2 separate regions of the Mus musculus genome follow, and region 2 is linked to region 1. A link is a loop called in an ENCODE intact Hi-C map of the cell type or tissue named here. Cell type or tissue: left cerebral cortex. All regions are shown on one strand.

Region 1 (8,000 bases):
GAAAGTAGTCTTGAACTTGCTTCCAATTAGGTATACATCTAGAAGTGTTTCGATGAGAAAATATCTATCGTTAAGCATAGAGAAAGGAAAACATAATTCTGTATTAAGAAGAGCATGTAGGATTCATTTAAGGTAAGCTTATTGGGGCGTTTTCCAGTTATGCTCTTCTGCATATGTACTGTGATACCACACACAGTTACTTCCGTATTAGAAAACAATACCTCTCCAGTTATAAATCTAAAAGGTTATATCTCAGATACTGTTTCAAACCATGTGAATAGGCTGTGAATAGGCAGCCCACGCAAAAAAAAAAAAAAAAAAAAAAAAAAGGTTTGGTACAGAGTTTTGATGTGGCCATCTTCTGCAGCTGACGTCATAATCCAGCTTTGGGGTTAGGTCCTCAGATCAGCTATGGAGGATATCAGAAGAAAGTCTCTCTAGCATTCTTGTCACAAGAGCAACCAGAAAGCCATTATGACACTGAAAATGGTGCAGCCACAGAAGCTCACAAAACAATACTAGGTTATATTGACCAGCACAGGTCTCATCTCAGTTTCATTTCCACCCAAGCAGCACAGTTATTTCCAGCAGAGTTAGGTCTTGGCGGTAATCTGGCTCTCCCTCTTAATTTTCAAGATTAGAAAGTTGAAGTTCTTAAGTTCCATGACTTTTCTAAGACAGTGAACATTATGAGCTCCTGAGCTGGCACTGCATCTTGGTCCCCCAGGATTTAGAGAAGCTTTTTAATTACCATGTCACCCCCACTCCCCTGTTTCGTCAAGGCATAGGTACTGCCAGACAGAAAGCGGCTCTTTCCTATAGTAGAATTAGTTAAAAGATAGGTTATTAGAATTGTCCTTGATTGCTGTCTACAGATGCAACTCTCAATATAACAGTGCCATTCTGAAGCTATCTGCTATCATTTTTCTTTCTGTTTATATCTTTTCTTTAAAAGCTTGGATCCATGTGGGCTATTGCTGTGTGTAGTACTGATAGCTACTCAAATGCACTCTCTCATGTTTGAGCATGACTTGATGTGTAGCCTGGTGTTTTGTCCTCCCAGTGGCCTTACCGTACAATAAGTTGCCCTTTTAACTGAAGGAGGGATTCCCAGCTTCAGACTCAAGAGCTGTTTGCTCCAGGGACTACACTAAGGCAAAAAACACTTTGGCCTTAAAAACCTCCTTCAAGTTCACATTCCTGCCCTGCCTTCCCCTGGCTCAGTGTGTCTAGTCTCATTGGTGCAACTCTGAATGCAGTCCTCCTAGGTCTACTGATGAAGACTGGAACCAAAAATAGGTTCTGTATTTCCAAAAGAGCTGAAAAGAGAAGGGGAAAGTGGATGTGGAAACATGGAAAAGCTTACTACAGTGATTTACAATCAGGCCATTTTTAAATTAATTAATAAAAGAGGGATATGATACCTTGCAGTTATATAGCAGGAGAGAGAGAGAAAGACTTATCAGATTGACAGATCAACATTTGACATCCCACTTATTGGATGTCTGATTTAAACAAAGCCATTCCCCCCCCAAAAAAAACCAAACAGCAAAATTATTAAAGAAAAGTGAGTCATATATTTTCTTTTGGTTAAGATCAAACATTCTTCTTCATTATTATGATTTTAATATACACTTTTAGTTTAGTATATTTTGTCTTTCTTTAAAATCTGATTTGGGATCTATTCCTTACTCGGATGTATCTTACTTAGACAAACAAGAACACTAGGTGTTTTAGTTCATAGAAAGTTCCTAACCAGACCAACACCAATTCACTGATATCTGAGTCTCATCTCTATCGTTTGCTTATTCGTTATGTGCACTAAAAAAAAAAATAAGAGATCTATTTCTTTTATTTCAGTTTCTGCTATTCCTTTCTAATGTGGAAAAATGGAGAGAGAGAGGAAAAAAAAAACCTCTCTGTATTTTTGCTTCTCTCACGACTACTCCATGCCTTCTGGAAAGCAGAACTCTGATATGTCTTGGTTGGCACTAGAGAGAACATGGCTCTCCATTCTGGAAAGGTTAGACAAATAAGCATGGCCGAGCTACTCGGAGCCCACAGAATGAAGAGACTGTTGAGTCTTTTGATTTTGTTAAATCATTGTTATATTTGGGGGTGGGGAGAAGCTTAGTTTTTCGAAAAGCTTTCTCCATAAGTCATCTTACATTTTAAAAAGCTATTAGTAAATAAAACTGCTTTAGCCAAAATTTAGAAATAAAGGCACTTCCATCAAAAGGAAATACTTTTAATATTAGATCCCTAAGTAAATCAATACAGTTTCTGTCTCCTAAAGGAGAAGGAAAACACTGGGGTCCAGTGATGAATTACTCTATAAACCTTTTGAGGGGTGGGTTAAGTCAGAATTATATAATATATTCTTCACAAAGTTAGAAAATAGTTTAAATTCACATTGTCCAGAAGAGTAGATTCCCATCAATTCATACTGCCCACCAGAGATACAGATAGGGGAACAGAGGCAATGAACTTTGATATTTTTAAACATTTACTTTATATTACAGATTTCTGGTTGTAGCTGATTGCAGAATGCAAGTTAAATATGGCACAAAAATATTCAACAGGTGAATAATATACAGTGTCTATACTTTCATGAATTTTAAGTCAAAATATAAACTATGCATCAGTTTATATCATCTGTCCTCCTTATTACAAACATCATACATTAAATTAATGATACTCACAATTACACCAATTTTACATACCCTTTAGAATAAATAAAAGACATTCTTGCCCTGGAAGAAAGGATATTATTTCAAAGCATTACTTCCTTTAATTTGATAAATAATTTACCATCCGAATCAGAGCAGTGAGTTTTTAAAAGCTTAGAAAATAAATGTCCAATAGTATTTGAAAATAATTGTTGCGTGATTGTACATGTGCTGCATCTTTCAAATGAAATGTAAAAGTGAAGTCAAAACTTTTCTTTGTAAATACTTTGCCTGTGGTCACCGCATAAATTCTGACGTAGGGAAAAGCTTGCTTCAGTGTTTGTTGATTAGAAGCTGAAAGGTAGCAAGGACCTCAAGCTAGCATCTATGACAGTGGTGACCACATTGTTTGATTTCAACATTTCCTTTCAAATCAATGTTGATGTAACCAAATCTGCTTTCCTATTGGCCCTAAGAGAAGTCTTGACAGAGCCTGGCCACTTGGAACAGGCTAACTCATGTCTCAATATAAATATTGTAACCCACAGTCATTCAGTAATAATTATTTTCCTTTCAATGTTTATTGCTTTGATTTTCTAAATCCCTCAGTTAATATATTTTGTGCTTTCTGTGGAGTTAAGCCATGTATGCTTGTATGAATGTAAAGAAAGAAATACCATCGATTAAGGAGAAAAGTTGAAGGTGCCTTGTATCTTGTATCTTGTCCCAAGAGCTGCAAGTGAGATGTTCATGCACAAGGTCTACAGAGCGGGATATCAGTGGCCAGTAGCTGTAAGCACACACTCAATTATTAAAATCGTCAACCTGTTAGATCTGATAGCCATAGCAAAGTCATGACACTCATTTATCAAGAGCATTGTAGGTAACTATATGGGGGGACAAAGGCAGCCTAAAGAATTCACATATGTAAGAGAGTTAAAAAATCAAAATAAAGTCTGATCAAGGCAATAAGCTAGACGCAAAAACAGGACAAGTTCTGCAGGCTTCTTGCTGCCACTGGCAGACACTTGTGCTAAGCTAACCTGTGGGTGTCTGTCTTTATTTCAACTTTTCATCCGATTCTGGACTCGAGTCCTTTGCAGTCTCCAGACTCAGAAATCATGCTTCATATTCTCTGTGGCAATTAACAACCAGCATGGCGGCTCTGCTCCTTCCCATCTTTCTTTCTCTGGGTCTCTATTCCATCCATCTCTTTTTCTGCCTACCTCTCTCATCCTTTTCCTTCATGCCTTTTTTTTCTTTTTTTCTGAAAGTACGAACTCAACATCCTGTTTCCTTCCTGTGGACATTCTTTTCCTTTTTTTTTTTTTTTTTTTTCCTTTTTCCGCTGGTCTTTGTGCTTGAGATTTGCTGGCCCCCACCCCCACCCCAGCCCACCTCACCCCGCCCCACCCCTGTTTCCTTTTCCTTTTTTTTTTTTTTCTTTCAAATCAGAAGCCTGTAAGAGCTGATTTCTACTTGCATCTCTTTATGGATCCTGTGATGTTTTCTTTGGAACCTCAGCGAGCGGTTGGTTGTTCTCCGCAATTGTTGCCACAGATCTGTTGCCAAACTGCTACCTTCCTTGGTCGTGCGTGCCGCATTGCATGCTGGGACTGCCTATGAGAGTAAACTGACATATTTGCAGCACCAGCCAGCATTGGCTGGAGGATGGTGATAGTTCCTTCCCTTTTGTATGCTTTTTTGTATTCTGTAGAGTCACCAATAGCTAAGTCTGCCCGGCAAGTAATTCAGAAACACTGCTAGTGTAGAAAGGGAAGGTGGCAGTTTACCATACTGTCATCCCAGGGAGAGACTGGAGAACAAAGAAACTGGTGTCTTCTATGTTGTGAAACACCAGCACAATCATGGCCAAAGGTTTTGGCTCTTTAGTAATAGTGTACAGATGTACAGGGATCCACCTTTTATTTAAATCTACATATTCAATCACAATATGCTGAACCAGAACACTTTTACGATGTACATACCCACGAACAGTCAGGTATTATTATTTTTAAAAGTCTTTAAAATTAAAATATACTAATATCCAGCTAGTCGATCTCATTCCACCAAGTTAGCATTTCAACACAGTTTAAATCCCGTTGATGAGTCAGATCTTGGCAAGTCTTGTCTTTTAATTCCTATGAAATGAGAGCATAGCTAATAAAAACATGAAGCTATCACTTCGATTAAAATCCTAGCTTTTAGATTTTATTTATTTATTTATGTATTTATTTATTTGACTAGAAAGAATTGATCTCTACACACCCAGCCTTATGGGCGTATGGATGTACGGGTGTCTGCTGCTGGGTGGGGTCTTCACATAAAAACGGATAGACTTTCTTTTGCCCTTTCTTCAGTCAAAGGGGGAAAGAAAATGAAACCGCAGAATAAAGTCTAAGGCTGTTAAGAAACTGATGGTATTTTTTTTTTTCTGTGTCACGTGTGTGTGAGCCGGCCTGGCTGCTTCCTTAGGTGGGGACCCGGGCGAGACTCTGCCTGAGTCTGTCTCCACACTGCTCTTGCAGATCTGTCTTATTGATTAGCAGGGAAAAGGGTGGGGATTGGAGGGAAGGGAGGGGAGGACTAACTGGCGACTGGCTCATTGAAGCACAAGGCATTTTCTTCCGGGAAGATGTCAAACAGCTGAGAGACAGCCACAGAGGAAGTAGAAAAGGTGGAAAAATAAGGACAAAACGAAGGCATTTCTTAGGAGAGTCTCAAGGCTTTTTTTTCTTTTCTTTTTTAATTCGCTCTCTCCCTCTCTCTCTCTTTCTCCCCATTTCCTTCCATCATCTGACCTGCAGAAGCTAGAGTGACAGCGTCATGCAAATGCCGCAGTCCAGCAGGTCTGGGAGAGGGTGGATGCCAGACTGTGCGTTAATGTTAATGATGAGCGCAGTGAAAATACCAGCCGCCGCCACCCCTTGCACACAGAAGCGCTCTGAGTCAGCATCAGATGCTAGCCCGACTCTCTCCGTGTGTCTGTGTGCCTGTGCGCGCGCGCGTGCTCGCTCGGGCATCCGTGTCTAGCCGAGGGGAGGGGGTGGCGTGTGAGTGCGTGGAGGGTAAAAGCCAGTCAGTCAGTGAGAAGCAAAGGTACGTTGGAGAGCAACTAAAATCTGACTGATTTCCATCTTTGGAGCATCAGATGTATTCCCTAAGGAGGATGGGTCTCCGTGATGGGGGTGGTATAATTATGTTAATGTCATATTTATGGAGGGGTGAGATTTTTCATTCTAATAATTGGTTGAATGCTATGGTCAAAAATTGTAAAGCCATATTCAGTTTTAAGGAAAAAGCATGGACTTTTATCTAAGTACTGTTTTGTTTTATTTAATTTTATTTTTTTTCCTCTTTGCTTTTTGTGAATGCTGCTTTTTGGTTGTTTCTTTTGGTTTTGGTTTTATCTTTTTTTTTTCTTCTATAAAACTATTTATTTGGGGCCATAAGTGATTCAGTATGGGAAATCAAATGATAAACAGAAAGAGATCTTATATAATGATGCATTACATCACGGAACAGAATGCTTAAGTCTTACAAGGCAAAGTAAAGATCTGGGCAGGGGTGAAGGGGGGTGGTGGTTAGAAAGGGGTGTGGTACTAGGGTGGGGGAGGGGAACACTTAGCAAATATTTTGTTCAGCATAGCTTTCCTTGCAGCTTCCTGGAAATGGATGGTTCACCTGCCTAGAGGAAAACACTCTAAATCATTCCATTTCTCTCTCTCTCTCTCTCTCTCTCTCTCTCTCTCTCTCTCTCTCTCTCTCTCTCTCTCTCTCTCTCCCCCTCTCTCCTTTTCTAACCCCCCTGCTTTTCCCTTTTAAGATCAACCACTTCTGAAGAACCAGATTCCACTTCTGTGGCCAGGAGTTTTATGCTGTGCTAAGTGTGATTGTTTTGCCCTGCATTCTGTGCTACTAAACCTTGGATCATTCCTAAAGTCCAGATTCTGCTCTTTCACAACAAGGCGAAAAGATGGGAGAGAATTTGATGAATAGTCAGGATTGAGACTGTGTATTTTCAAAAGTATTGAACTATATAATGTAATTATTCAAAGTAAAGGATCTTTTTTTGTTTTCTTACTATGTTGCCAGGATTTTAAGTTAAAGCTTGTTAGGTGGTCTTGTTCAAATAACTATGAAGTGTGCATGAAAATATTTGCTGTCTGAATAGTTTGCATATTTAAAGAGAAAAATCAACATTAATAGGTATTAAATTATGACATATTCAAAGTTTTTGTTTAAATCTTATCTGTAATAATTTAAATGAGAGTTTGAAGTGTTGTATATCCTGGGCCCACAGTAACAGTTGTGATATATAAAACTTCAATAGAAGCAAAATATCAATTAGGGCCCCATTAACTGGCATATAATCCTTTTTTAGTGTAATAGAAGTGGGTGTTGCTGTAAAAATCTGCAAGGAGCATATTTTAACCCATTTTTGTCTCCTTCTTTGGATAGAATGGGGTGATTCTTAAATGTCCATTGTCTGCTTTGTTTTTCATGCCCCACATTACTGTAAGTTCTGATCTATAGGTGGCCGTCCTGATTATTCAGCTCATCTTTGACTTTCATGTGTTACTTATGTTTCTGTCTGTGTGTTTCAATTAGTATTTAGAAGATTAAAAATAAATGAACCCAACTCTAATTCCCAAGCTGTCCGTTTACCTGGAAGAAGAATTCTCCTGCATCACACGAGACTTTGCCTAGTCCCTGAGACCCTAACTTGTGAGGTATTTTAGTAACATCACAAGTCAGGTTCTTGGGACCTAGGCGGAGGGATACCAGCAGCTTGGGACCTTATTGATTCTCGGCATAAACCACCAGAACAAAAGAACAGGCATAGATTCTGCATAGGCGCAAAGAACAATGGTTTTCTTTCTAATCAGCAAGGGTTTCACCATGACAACACCCCCAAAATACAATCTTCAGAATCGGTACTCTAAAGATATGGCACAGTAGAATAGAAATAGCGTTTGTATTTACTGTGATTATCGTATAAAAGTGTTGTAAGAGATATGTACAAGAAGTAGAATTAAAACACAAGTTCTTTTTAAAAAAATAAACATCGCTTTGGGTGTGTTTTAAGATGAAGAAGATTCATTGTAAGAGTTGTTTATATTCATAAGTTTTTGTATGCGTAGAATTATATACATTAGTTATTTCAATAAATTATGCATGCTTCCATAGAACTGTGGCTTAGACTACGTCAAATGAGATTCTAATCATACTCGAGGCCTGAAAAAGAAACGATTTACAGTTTTCTTTATTGATCTTATTCTTGTTGATACTAATATGAGAGAATATTGTTTTATACATGGTAATTTTAGC
Region 2 (8,000 bases), 110 kb before region 1:
GAAAGAAAAATGAACTTGAAGTAGCATCAACAAAATAGAAATGAGGGGTGGTATTATTTAACCACTTGGTTTATAATATGTTATGGAAGTACTTTGTAGCATAACACATCTGGGTATTTGGTAATGACTATAAGTGTCAAGGAAAATATGAAGAACAGAGAAATGATTTTGGAAATTTGTGCAATAAAAACCATTATTTTTAGTTTTTCTTTTTTCAGTCCAGAGGAATAGCAGATGGAAACAAAACATTAGAAGTTTGTGAGTTTCTAAAATATGAAATTATTAATTGCACATCACATTAGAAGCCTGGACAATATTCTGAAGCCTTTGTTCTAGGGCTTTAGTCATTTTTCTAATATTTCCAGCTCAGTTTTAACTGAGACAGATTATAAAATTGCTAGAGAGTAAAGTCTTATCCATTAAGTGAACAAACTGACAAAGGAAAAGAGCCTGTTCCCATAATTCTCCATGGGACACAAAGGAAAGGAACAGGTGATTTTCAGTCTTTGTACGGGGTTTCGCTGGTATTTTCTCTCTGACAATGGTAAGTGAATTATTTATCATCTCCGATTGCAAACTAGATGCAGTAAAGTAATCCAGAGGTTATTCACATGTCCTTTAAGATTGATGCAGAATGCCTGCAGATGGCACATTGACATTCATTTCTTCAAAATTATTCTGCTGTCGGTGTAACGGGAGCCTCCCAGGGTCAGGCTGATATTTTCGGTGGTGAACTGGAGACAGTGTTGGGAAGTGTTCTGCCTCAGGCATCGATGTGAATCACTGAGAAAACGAGAGGCTGGGAAAAGAGGTTCAAATTCATCTTAATTTCCTCGACCAAGTTATCGCTGCAAAACTAATTTTAAATTTCCATTAAAAATACAGCATTTACTTTCCTGAATAATTCATGTAAACATATAGAGCTATTTTTCCCCCAATTTTAGAATTCCTCTATTATGGGTAAAGCAAAAGTCGGGAGAATTAAAGCAATATGAAAAATGACCAAATTAGTATTGCCCTTGAGCTGGGCACAGTTGGAGTTTATCAGTGAGTCATTTTATATCTTCTGGTAATGTTCCTGTCTCCTGAAGCTCCATGAATATTCTGTATTTTCTGAGACAATTCTGAAGAAAAACTATTTTCATCAAAATTGTTTTTATGCAATGAAAGTACCTGATCCATTGGGGTAAAAAAAATCAAATCGTGTCAGTTTCTACTTTGCCTCAGCATAAAATCTATACAAAGAAGTAATGAATAGTAGATACTGATATTCACCAAAGAAAAAGTTATATGTTATTTCTATATTTGGACATCATATAGTATCTGACCACTCCTTTGTACAGTTTTTTTTTTTTTTTTTACTACGATTAAGACTAGGGGACTATTGAGAAAATTATTTTACTCAATGTCAATTAAAGCGCATTTTCATTTCAATAGGTGCCTTCCAGTGGCATAAACGACAATGTTGTATTTAGTTCAGACTTTTGAGTATGTCACAATGCACAAACAGATGCTATTTAGATTCAGCCTGTAAACAATGATCTAAATATTTATTACACCAAGGTCTCTGATACCAAAGCTTGCCTTAAGGAAAATGAGTATTATGGTTATAATATTACACAATATTCTTAAAGATTCTTTTACTTAAAGTTATTATTATTTGACTTGTACTTGATGCAAAGGCCTATTAATAGTGACTTTCATGCTTATTATTTCTTCTGCAAATAAACAATCCAAGCAAGAAAATATTAAATACAGTTTTAAGTAACTTTGGAAATAAACATTGCACCTTTGACCTGTTCAGCATTCCTTTGGTTAATGGGTGCATTAGATCTAAGTAAGCAGGCAGGACTATAAGTACAGTTTGTTTATTTTTAATTGTTTGATTTCATTTTTTCATGCTGTGGTGGAATTGGAAGGATTTGATGAGTTTGTGCTTCGCTGGATTTATCCCAGTTTGCTTCTATTATTTTGATAATATTTCTAAGAATAATATTGCAGGAAATACTACTTATTTAATGTTTACATTCCTCAGAAATGTTGCTATACGTTTTATTAAATTTGAAAATCAGTTTTACTATTATCTTAGATGTCTCACACATGCAGAAAGCTACCCCAAAATTATATGACTCATCCAAGATTAAAACTTCTGCATAATTCCTGATCATTCCGAACAATCTCACCAAAATTTTCATTAAGAAATTTCAGTGCAGATTGTTTTGATCACACAGTGGAAACATAGCACACAAAATGGGAAAGGGCATGTAGTCCTTTGCCTTCAGTGTACAAGACTGTGGGTTTGGTTCCTGGTAACACACACACACACACACACACACACACACACACACACACCATATATATATATATATATGAATGAATAGAGGAGGAAAGAAAGATATACATAATAGCAGCAAACAACATATGCAGTAGCAACTCTGGTCTTTCAACACGAGGAAGGTAGACTCTACTTGAGGGACATCCTTACAACTTAGTGATAAAGGAGACCACTGTGGCTGAGAGCTACTTTGTCATAGGTTTTGTTTGTATTCAGTATTTTTACATCTGTGAAATGAACCAGACTGTGCCTGGTGAGAGTCACAGTGTTATACCTATAAATACATCTTTAGAGATGATGTTATACGTAACACATGAAATAGTTATGCAACTGTAGAATTATCAAGTGAGCATATCAGCTCAACATAAACAAAAGACCTCATATAAACCTCAGTGAAACCGCCACCTCCTGCTCATTTCCATTCATATGGCTGTATCTCCTGTTTTCTTATCTAGAGGAAAGGAAATTAGGATCAATTGATATTTTAGTATATATTGATGTCATTCTGGTTTCTACCTTCTAAATTTAAATTAAGTAATTTTTAGTAAATTATGATATTAAAATCCCTAGTTCAGAACATTTATTCGAAAGCAAATTTAAGAAAACACTCACATAGCCTTAATTTGAGTGTTACCAACTCTGAGTGTCTCTTACCTTAATCACCACTTAGCAAAATTTGTTATGTATATAGATGGATATTAACATACAATTAGAAAATTGTCCAAAACTTTTTGTACAGAGTATGTCCTCTCCTTAAATGTCTACAGACAACTTTTAAGCAATTCATGGACATAGTTTGTTTTTTAAAGAAGTTTTGGTTTAAAATTTTGCCTCTTGCCTAATGCTGTGTAACTGTGCAAAGGGTAATGATAGTTGGTTACCTTTGAAACACCCCGGAGAGTTTCTCTCCATATTTACGTTATTACTCTTTGACCCACAAATTCTAGTCACACAGTCTGAAATTCTTTTGCCTCCATCAGCTTCATCTATTAACTGAAAACAATGGGAACCTTCATGAACCTCCATGTTGAACAGAGAAAAATTCCAACCCAGCATTAGATTTCTAACTGTAAATCGAGACTTCCTTTCTTCTTGTTTTTTAGAATCAAATCAGAATCAGAATTTTCACAAATGATTTCTCAGTGGAGACTTGAACTCTGATTACCATGTAAAGAAACCACGGTATCTTTCATGAATCAATGACTATCACTTGGTGTGATAAATTATATAAAAAAAATGCACTCAGTGTTGCCTCGACTCTGTGCTACCTAGGCTGAGGGCATAAACAGTAAGAGTTTTCCATATTTCAGCAGGATGGGGTAAGGAGGATGGTAAGAATTCCATGGTTAGACCTGTAAATGAGAAATAAGACTAAATCCTGGTAGTTTTCCTTTTATGTCCTTAGCATTCAGGTTTAGTTTGTCTATGGAAATAATTTACAAGTACTTGTAAAGTAAAATCTAAAAGGTAGCCGATTAAAAGATAACCACTTATTATATAACCTCAGAAATGTCCTTGTAGCAATGTGCATATGCACATGGATGAGTTTATAATCATTGCATAACTCTGATAAAGGTTAAATCATTTAAAATTTTAAAATAGAAAAACATTATGTTAAAATTGAGAATATTGTTTTCCTATTATTTTTTCAATGAGAAAAGTAAAGTTTCACATTGTTTTATGTTTAGCACCAATTCTGGGAAGGAAACTAGGTTTTCCACTTGAGAAGGCACTTTTTGTGCTGACTCACCACTAGGGGGAGAACATTGCTAGAAGAGAGTTTGACATCATTGAAAATAGAGTAAGCTTTTGTGTGTATATGTAGTGTGTGTTTGTGTGTGTTTGTGTGTGTATGTGTGTGTGTGTGTGTGTGTGTGTGTGTGTGTGTGTGTGTGTGTGTGTGTGTGTGTGCACGCGCTAGTGCTTATGCGTACCAGAGGTTTTGTATATTTTTTAAAAGTCTGGACATGCTTAGTAATATTGGAATCTAATACCAACACAGTATGTGCTGGCCTTTTAACATTCAATTTCCATCCATTTTCCTAAGCCTTTGAGAGCTAAGGATTGACAGCTTTCCTTAAATCTCAGAGGGAAGGACTTGGAAGAAGGCCATTGGATAGGATGGTCAAAAGAGCAGCTGCACTTTGGTCTGTACCAATGCTGTAACTCTATGTGGAAACATATAAAGCTTGGTTTTGATACTGGAGTGAAACTACCTAGACATTGAATTTGAGGTTTCCTTTTATGTTTCTTTGATAAAACTTCAGCTGGAGACAAGCCCTAATCTCATAATAAAATGAGCTTTTCTTGGAGGCCCCGTAGCACTATTGGGGTTAACAATATTGAACTGAGTTTGGTCTTCAGAACTTTCTGAATGAAGATAATTTCAAAATAGTGATGTTTCAATTTGACTTTCAATTTTGCAAACATATCCCCCAACCCAGATTTCTTATCTTTAACTATAGGCCTTTAAAAACTAAGAAAATATGCTTTAATTATTGGGTATAGAAATCTCCAAGTTTACAGATTTAATCTGTTTGTAAACCGTAATCTTATTAAAATTTGGTCACTTTTTAAAAAATCTGTGACTTACTCTGTACTTTATATAAAATGCATCTTTCTCAACAAAAGAATGTCTCCTGTGGAAAAGGCATATCTTGTGCCCCCCCCCCCCCCACACACACACACACACACACACACCGTGATAGTTTTTGTTTGGCTGTTTCTTTCCCTATTTTATTTCTCCTATTTACAGTCCTTCTTCATATTGTCTGAATATTCAGGTCTCCTAACCTCCCCTGTAGCTTTATTGCCTCTTTCCTGCCCCTCCCATTCTATCCCCACTCTCAAATGCATGCCCCTTCATATATTTTTCTTAACATCCTCCTGCATTTCACTTTACTTAATTTTTCCCAATAATATTAACAATTCTTTATATCTTCCTGCCTTCACCCCTCCCTCCCATTATATTGTCGCATCTACTCTCTCCCGAAGCAAAGCTGCGATTCACTCAGGGGAGGTTACTTTCTCATGCGCACAGCTCATTGCTATGATGATTTCAATGATGCCAGCATATTTTAACCACATCGTTATCAGGGAGCCTCACTTCTCAGTGAATGCATATCAAGTGACTTCTTTTGTGATTGGGTTACCTCACTCAGGATGATATCCTCCAGATACATCCATTTGCCCAAGAATTTCATAAATTCATTGTTTCCATTAATCAATTGTGGAACTCGAGATTCAGGCAAGGAGAGCATTTATTAGAACGTATCCTGCTTGTTCCCACACACACCTCATTTCCGTTGCTTTCTAATGAGGAATTGTACAAGGCTCAACCCTCCCTCCAACCCCCAGCCCTTACCTCTCCTTTCTCTATCCCACCGTGCCCCTCTCCCACATCCATTCTCCCGTACAGTAGCTATATCAGAACATGCAGCAGGACGGCATTGTGCAAACTGGTGGCCACACAAGTACTTTGTATTCACGAGAGGTTTCGAAGTTCAGCAGCTGCATATAAATATGCATAGTTGAGAGATTCATGATGCTGCCTCCTCACTCTAGTGCTGGTTGGCTGCAGCGCGCAGGCACTACAAATCAATGAACACTTTCCCCATCGATCACCGGCTCACTTGCAAGCAGACAAAACACAATGCCAGAAACCCACAGAGAGCTCCTTAGTGAGCGAAACCTCACCATCAGAAGATTCAAAATAGCCGTCCCCCCCTCCCACCCTGAACCTCCACACTCTCGACCTCAAATGTCTTCTTCTTATCCAGTGAAGATCATAAGCCGTTAGAAATAAGTATCACCCGAAAAGAAAGAGTGGGGAGGGAGGGAAGAGCAATGATAAATGAGGGTTTTGAGGGTCCTCACATTGTGCTTGTCACAAAACAAAAGATCCGTTGAGCATTAACACATTAGGAAATAAAAAATAAAATAAAGTAAAATAAAAACGTGAATCTGCTTATGTTGATTGTATTGCTTTACAGTTACAGGATTGAGTGTAGCAGCATCTACATACGCATAGCTGTAGCCCATGTGGAAGACATTTGCAAATCATCCAGTTATTAGATGGCTTTGTGTATGGCAGGGTTATGACTGCTGAGTCAAAACGCAGACCTATAGACACACAGACATATATACAGACAGACAGACAATGTGCTTCATAGTGAATATCACATATCCTCATGTTGATTGCACAATTTTTGCAGAGGGTTCAGATATATTTTATGTTGCAATTATAAACATCTTAGAAGTTTAATCTTATCTACTACATATTCATATACAGCATAGTAATTAGTCAAATATATATTTCTTGGTGAAAAGATATAAATTTATGTTGTTTAGAGAACAAGCCCCCTTTTCAGTTTTAAATGGATTAACCATGACAAAAAAAATAGCTTATTGTATTGAAACAGCGCTGAGCTGTTACTCTGTATTTTTAACATTGTCAACTTGGCAGTAAAAATTTCAATGAGGATAGTAATCCTTTTGATGCTTTTTTACCATGTGTTCATTCATTCACTCAGCGCTGCCCTATTTTGCAATACTGTTACAGCACTATGGAATGGAGAACACAGCACAATGGTGTGGTGGTAGGCTGGAATACAAAATCCAGCGCAAGGGTATCTGTGTTTGAAGCATATGATTATGTATATAAACACATAAACGAGTATGTGGCTTTCAAACTTAAGAAAAGTGTAGCTCAAGAGTCAATATAATGAAGCTCTCTCATACAGAATTGATAATTGAATGACATATCTACTCCAAGTGTATCTTTCCAGTTATAATCAGTAACCATATTGCTGGAAGATCAAAGGTAAACTTCATTAAGATTGTTCATCTAATCCCTTACTCTGACTCATGGAAGCTGACAGACAAGTCCGCGTCTTTTCCCCTATGAGGAGCAAAGCCAAAATCTGAGCCCCTCTCTACTGAACCCCAGCGCTCATCCACACATGATTTTTCACTAAGCCATATTGAATTACAAGGCTGAATGTGATAATTGCTGTAGCAGATCAGAGGAGGTAGAGATCGCTTCCAGCTGAGATGACCAAAGAAGACATCATTAAGAAGTTGCATCTGAGCAAGCCTTTGAGGAGTGGGCATAGGAACAAAGCCAACACAGGAGAAGGCTTAGCATCTGAGAAACCTGGGGACTCTGGAAAACACTTGCCGGGCAGCTAGGGACAGTGTTTGTGGTGAAAAGGATGCTGTAAATAACACTACTATTTAAAGAATCTTCACTTATTAGAAATTAAATTCATAAATAAATTTATAGGTCGGCCGCTAACACGTCAGTCAAACCGTTGTAAACTCAGTTTCTTTATTTCTGAAGTAAAAATATGAACTAAAAAAACCACTGAACTCTCTTCACAGGGGATCCAAGGCAAGGTTTTCACTTTCCTTTCTTTGAGAATATTATATATATATATATATATATATATATATATATATATATACACTAGAAGTAGACAATTCAATATATAATAGGTGTATCATGAAAATATAACTATTCTTTGAATGTAAGACCTAGCTATGAGTTTTCATATCCATAGCTACATACCGTTTATTTAAACTTTAATTCCGAGAGATCGTCCTGTGTCATGTAATATTTCCATTAATTTAAAATTGCAAACTGATTCCTAGAATAATTTACTCA

What was found. Peaks named below come from ENCODE experiments on the same cell type or tissue, not always from the same donor. Only the 100,000 strongest peaks of a DNase experiment are listed, where the experiment ranks them.
Region 2: it touches region 1 in a loop (2.4-fold over the local background); 3 of 42 quality-filtered maps call a loop at or near these places.

The regions. Positions count from the first base shown.
Region 1 is chr16:77,638,900-77,646,899 of GRCm38, forward strand. It overlaps Mir125b-2 (microRNA 125b-2), which reads left to right and starts at 7,374; the gene lies at 7,374-7,444. In left cerebral cortex, no CTCF peak of the experiment used is centred here; DNase peaks (open chromatin) are centred at 3,727, 4,297, 5,228, 5,669 and 3 more places; H3K4me3 peaks cover 4,486 bases; H3K27ac peaks cover 4,474 bases.
Region 2 is chr16:77,531,136-77,539,135 of GRCm38, forward strand. The region is part of intron 4 of Mir99ahg (Mir99a and Mirlet7c-1 host gene (non-protein coding)); the gene reads left to right. Among named protein-coding and RNA genes, the nearest start is that of Mir99a, 64 kb to the right of the region's middle. In left cerebral cortex, a CTCF peak has its summit at 4,062 (motif pointing right); DNase peaks (open chromatin) are centred at 4,083, 5,423, 5,857, 6,178 and 1 more place; H3K4me3 peaks cover 1,387 bases; H3K27ac peaks cover 1,325 bases.